Linked DNA regions of Homo sapiens: region 2 is linked to region 1. The links are chromatin loops, found by intact Hi-C in ENCODE. Cell type or tissue: natural killer cell. All regions are shown on one strand. Each heading gives the region's core, and the rest is flanking DNA. Links, peaks and the distances in the headings are about the cores only.

The links. Hi-C counts contacts between places; a loop is a spot of excess contacts. Peaks named below come from ENCODE experiments on the same cell type or tissue, not always from the same donor. Only the 100,000 strongest peaks of a DNase experiment are listed, where the experiment ranks them.
Region 2: a loop joins it to region 1, with 8 times the contacts of the local background. A loop is called at or near these places in 23 of 110 quality-filtered maps.

What each region holds. Positions count from the first base shown.
Region 1 is chr13:102,656,759-102,659,666 of GRCh38, forward strand. It overlaps TPP2 (tripeptidyl peptidase 2), which reads left to right. Exons shown (of 30, transcript NM_001330588.2): 25 at 298-449. Among named protein-coding and RNA genes, the nearest start is that of METTL21C, 37 kb to the right of the region's middle. In natural killer cell, for the core only: CTCF peaks have their summits at 1,098 and 1,303; no DNase peak of the experiment used is centred there.
Region 2 is chr13:102,590,428-102,593,352 of GRCh38, forward strand. It overlaps LOC107984588 (a long non-coding RNA gene), which reads right to left. Exons shown (of 2, transcript XR_001749984.3): 2 at 2,910-2,925. Among named protein-coding and RNA genes, the nearest start is that of TPP2, 5.1 kb to the right of the region's middle. RefSeq lists enhancers at 1,472-2,021, 1,562-1,781, 1,812-2,141, 2,022-2,569 and a silencer at 1,611-1,786. In natural killer cell, for the core only: CTCF peaks have their summits at 1,660 and 1,860; DNase peaks (open chromatin) are centred at 1,664 and 2,254; H3K4me3 peaks cover 768 bases; H3K27ac peaks cover 1,520 bases.

The sequences.
Region 1 (2,908 bases), core at 1-2,500:
CATCTGTCTGCCAAGTAAAGCCAAGAATACCAAATATACTCAAATGGAGAAAAGTATGTTCTTATCTCTTTTATTTTAAAGGAGATATTTGAAGTATCAGTACTCAGCATCAGTTTGTGAGAAAATTACTGTGACCAGAGATTGGAATTTTTGGTGTATTGTGACCCTTAGAATCTAGAATACAGTGTAGTACAACTTAGGTGCAGCCCATGTTACATGACATGTAGCTGTTGAAGATGATTTTGATGTATGTAAAATTAAGCATATTAATCTAAGAATCTCTCTCCACATTCGTAGGATGTAATCCCTGTTCATTACTACTTAATACCTCCACCAACAAAGACTAAGAATGGCAGCAAAGATAAGGAAAAAGATTCAGAAAAAGAGAAAGATTTAAAAGAAGAGTTTACTGAAGCATTACGAGATCTTAAAATTCAGTGGATGACAAAGTAGGTTTTTAAATGTATTTTAATTCTTTAAATGTTTAGTTCTATTTTCCCAACTATAACAATATTGTGTATATATACATAGACCGTATTTAAAATTATTAACAGCAGTTGGTAGGATTATAGGTGCTTTTAAATTTTCCTCTTTTTATATAAATGTGTAATTTATTTAAATTATAAATATATAATTTTGTGATTAAATGTTTTAATTTTTATTTTAATCACTCTAATTTGTTCTTGGAAGATAATTTTATTGGAAAGTATAAAAAAGAAAAATCACTTTTGCCCACAATTCATAAATAGTCATTGTCCTCTTATTATTATTTTTTTCCTCTGTGTTTGTACATGTAGCAGTGTGAATAAAATTAGTTTCCATTTTTCAGTTACTTTTTTATTATGATTTAACAGCCGTATAAAATACTATTTTTAATGTCTGTGTTGTATATGGTTCTATGGATGCAACATAATCTATTTAAACGTTTTATTTTGCATATATATGTTTATAGCTTTTCTTCATGATGCTGCGATAAACATTTTTATACATAAAGGTGATTTTTTAAAATTTCCATCATATTGCATCTTAAAAGTAAAAATCGTCTCGCTGTGTTTTGCCAAATTGCTTTCTGAGATGAGTATAATAATTTACACTCCATCTAGCTGTGTATGTGTGCTACTACACAATGCAAAAACCAGCCATTACTGCTGTCTTAAATTACGTCTCTAGTTATTATTAAAGGAGAGCTTTTTAGATGTTATCATTCGTTATTAGTATAGCTTCTGACAGTTGAGCATATTCTTCACCTTTTTTTCTATTCAGACATTAGGTGTTTCTGGTCGATTAAAACTTTTTACATAAAAGATATTAATGCTTTTCTGTACTTGCCACAGATTTTACTCTAGTGTACTCTTTGACTTTGGGCTTGCTTTTTACTTGAAATTTATTCTATGTAGTCAAGTCAGTTGCTTTTTCCATCTGTTATGCAATATTTCTTTTACTGCTGATATTCTATGGGAATCCTCTTCAGCTGATTATGTATGCATCCTTGCAGTTATATGGTTTTAGAGGGAATAGAAGTCATCATGATGTGAAAATATTTCCCAGAGATTGAACCATTGTAATGTCAGTTCACTTGCAAATATACCTTTCCCACTTAAAACTAAATTGTATCTCCACTGGAAGTCAAAGTCTTCAGGTCTGTCTCTGCCTGATTTTAGGATGTCATAAACAGTTGACAATATAATATAAATTCTTCAAAAGTAAAATTGCAGAGATTGTCTTCTGGCATGACAGCCTGAGGAGACCCATGATGCTGGTCCCCAGTAAAACTAGTGAAAATTATTTAAAAACAAAACAAAACAACTTTTTAAAGCCTCTGGAAATGGTCCAAAGGACATTGAGCAAATGAAGAAGCATCTATTCAAAAATACCTACAAGAATTGGATAAGAAAAGCAAGAGTCTGTGATATTTGAACCAAGACCACTGCCTCCCTTTCCTCTCCCAGTTAATGAGCCAGAAATTTTACTTCAGATCTTGCCTTCAAGAGCTCCAGCTCCTGGGGGAGGGAAGGCTTTCCTCCTTGGAGGAGGAGGACGTCATCATTTCTCATCCTGACCTACTGCCAGTTGCAGCGGCTCAGTTCCAGCTGAGTGCTCTCAAGAGGTAGGGGCTCTCTTGTAAAGTACTGTTGGGAACACTGGGGCCCCAATGCCCAGGAGGCTGTGGTTCCATACCACACGAGGCAAGCTGAGAAGACCACAGGAGAGTGCTAAGCTCCTTAAGTGGGGGTGTCACTCAAAGAAAAACATGCCATTCTTCCACTCCCTGTTCCAGAGCTTGGGCTTAGTGATTTTGCCAGTGTGGCCTAAGGAGTTCATAAAACTGATAGCTCCTAATTTCTTGCTGAAGGAATTGACTTCATTTGCAACAGAAGATGGAGAAGTCCGTGTGCCTTAAGGGCTCTCTCAAAAACAGTGGAGAAAAAAGGAATGAAAAAAATGAACAGAGCAGAGCCTCAGAGAAATGTGGGACACCATTAGTGCACCAAAGTCCATGGAACAGGAGTACCAGGAGAACAGAGAGAAAGCAAAAATATATTCAGTGAAATAATGGCTGGAAACACCCCATATTTATTGAAAGACATTAACCTACATATCCAGGGAACTCAATGAACTCAAAGTAAATGCAAAGAAATCCACAAATAGACATAGCATGTTAAAAATACTGAAAGTCAAAGATAAGGAGAAGATCTTGAGAGGAGCAAGACAAAAACTCCTCATCACTTACAAGGAAATGCTAGTAAGGTTAACAACTGACTTCTGAGCAGAAACAGTAGAGGTCAGAAAGCAGTGGGATAATATATTCAGAGTGCTCAAAAATCTCAACCAATAATCCTATATCCAGCAAAACTGTCCTTTAAAAATGAAAATGAAATAATTCCCAGGTAAACAAAAACAGAGAATT
Region 2 (2,925 bases), core at 180-2,679, 66 kb before region 1:
CACATTGCCTCGGCCTTTGCGTCTCTGAAGATGTCTTGATCATGTTCTCTTTCTTGAAGGATGTTTTCATTAGCTACAGAATTCTGGGTTGGCGATTATTTTCTTTCAGCATGGGTGAGCTGTCGTCTCATTGTCTCCTGGTTTTCTTCATTTCTGTTTGGAATCGGTTCTCAATCAATTGCTGCTTCTTTGAAAGTAATCTTTTTTCTCTAACTACTCTTGCCTTTTCATTTTTTTTTTACTATGATGTCCCCAGATGTAGATTTTTTAAAATTTATCTTGCTTCAGGGCCATCAGACTTTTTGAATATATAGGCTTTCAACTCTCAGATATTGCTTCTAAAGCATTTTCTTTCTCATTTCTTAAAAGCTTGTTAGAACTTCCCACTATTACATCTATTACTCTTTTCATCTCTTCTGTGTTTTTCATCCTTTTATTTTTCCAGGTATTTTTTAGTATTTTCTTGCAATTTATAATTCTTTTTGGCTAAATGACAGTAACTATGAAACTCATTCTTAATTACGAAACCGAGTTTCTTAATTAAGAAACTGAGTTCCTAATTTTGTTTTGCTTTTGTATTTTTCAGTTCTAAAATTTCTTTTTGGCTCTTTCTAAATTGGCTTTGTCTTTTTTAAGTTTCTGATTTTCTGCCCAAATGCTCAACTATATCTTTATCTTCCTGAATGGAGTAAATATAGGTATTTTAAAGTATTTTGCTTCTGCCAGGCAGAACTAGCTGAGTGGGTTTCAGCCTTGGCTACCCATTAGAATAATCTGGGTAGATATAAAATATCTCAATGCCCAGGCGAAAATCCAGACCAATTAAATCAGAATATCTGGAATTCTGGGAATCTGTGGGCTCAAGTAGCGATATTTTTAAGGTTCTCCAGATGATTCCAATGAACATATACCATTGAGAATAATCACCTTGATCCAAGTTCAGGACTTAATATTATCTATAATGTGATATCCCTCTGGGGCCAGTCTAAGTTTACTTTCAATTTATTCCTATTTGTTGGGTGTGGACTTTGCAGCCTCAACCCAAAATATAGGTTTTCCATGCTGTTCCCACTCTTGGCAGGCTCTGGCCTCCACTCTTGTACCCATAGCCCTGGGAGGCTGTAAAAAAAAATTCTGTCTCTCAGCTACCTCTTTACGCACTGGCAAATGCCCTGAAAGGCAAAGCTGTCTCAAATGTTAGGCTTAAGTCTCTGAATTTATGTCTTTTACGCGAACTCTTCACCACCCTGTTAGCTCTCTGATCCTTCAGGAAGGTATCTTTCAAGCAGATATTTTTCATACATTGTCCAGTTCTCACTTTCACCAGAAGGCCTGGTCCAAACTGCTTAGTTTACCATTTTATTACTGGAGGCTCAAGTACCTGGAACTTGATGTTGTGTAGTTTACTTTGGTTTGGAGGTATGTTAGCAAAGTGGATATTTGTCACGATTTCCTGGCATCATTGGAAAGCTTTCCTATGTTTATGGAATTTCCCACATTTTCAGTCCTGCTCTCCAGGTAAGAAATCAGAACTACTTGATCAGGCTTCCATACAGCCAGGCACGGCCTTGTAACTTAAACTTTGCTGATCAGGTCGCCCTGGCTTTTGGACTCAGTTATCTTTGGTAGAAACGGTAACGACGGCTTTTGCCTTTGGGGGGCAGCAGTGGCGAACCTTCATGCATCCGAACCTGTTTCTTTGGTGTGAGCTATTTTAGTTTCGGGTCCTCGGGGTGGGGGCGGACGTGTTGTGAGGAGCAGGGATACGTGTTAGTGCCTGCGCGAGGTCAGGTAGTCAAGGGTCCACAAAAAGCTGAGAGAGGCATCAGGCCGCGATGCAAGTCTGACGCCGAGTAAATAGGAGAGGCAGAGAGGCTGGGTGGAAGCGCCCTGGACCACCACGCAGTCCAACTTGGCAAAGCCGGCCGGGGAGTCCTGGAGCCTGAGACAGCAGTCCGCGAAATTGCCCGCCTCCCGAAACAGATCTGCTCCAGCATCCCTTCGCTTCCATCACGGGCTGGGAGCCGCCCACGGGAGGTGCGGCCTCGCTGCAAGGCAGAGGAAGATTTCAAAGCCCAGCGGCTGGCACATGTAGGATGCTTATGCAATCTCTAGAGTCTTGGAAAATTAAATTTTAAAATATTCTCTAAACGATAGGCTGCAGCAATAGTTGCAAGGAAGGCGATTCATAGAAAGCTATTGCCTTCCACAGCACCTGTGCCTTGGATTGCAGCCTCAAATGGGGCAGGTGACAGGAAAAACATCTGACTCAGCACTTCCTGCTTTGAACAATGCTGGGTGAGAGAAGTTGCTGTGCGTCCAGCCTATTATTAATACTTTACCCTCCATAAGATGACCAACGCCTAGGCCTACTGACCTTGTTTTTGCCTCTCCTCCTCCTCCTCATTTTTTTTTGTTTTATTATTATATATTATTACAGATTATCCATGTTTCTCTACTTATACTCTCTACTTGTTTCCAATATCCAATGAACTGTCACACAAACTGTCTTAGCATTAAAAATTCCCCCCAGTGATAATGTCATTAAATCAAAGGAGGAAAAAATGTAAGCACTTATAATATGTACAACATTTGGCTTGAAGACAAACAGTAAATGACTGTATTGAGTTAAAGTGATTTCAGGGGTTATATAAAATAGTGGGTTTCAAACTGGTACATGGATAGTTTCGATGAAATCAATTTCCAGATGCCTGAAGTCAACCACTTTTTTCTAAGCTTATCTGCCTGGCAGCGTGCCTGTGGCGGAAAGACATGATTCTCTTTTGCACCTATTTCAGTGCTGGGTCTCCCACCTTTTAGGGAAAAGGAACACATCCCGAATCTTACTATTATGCACCACCTGCAGGTGTAATAGCCTCTGGGGCATCAAATAACGGGACAATTTGAAATACTATCACTAAAACT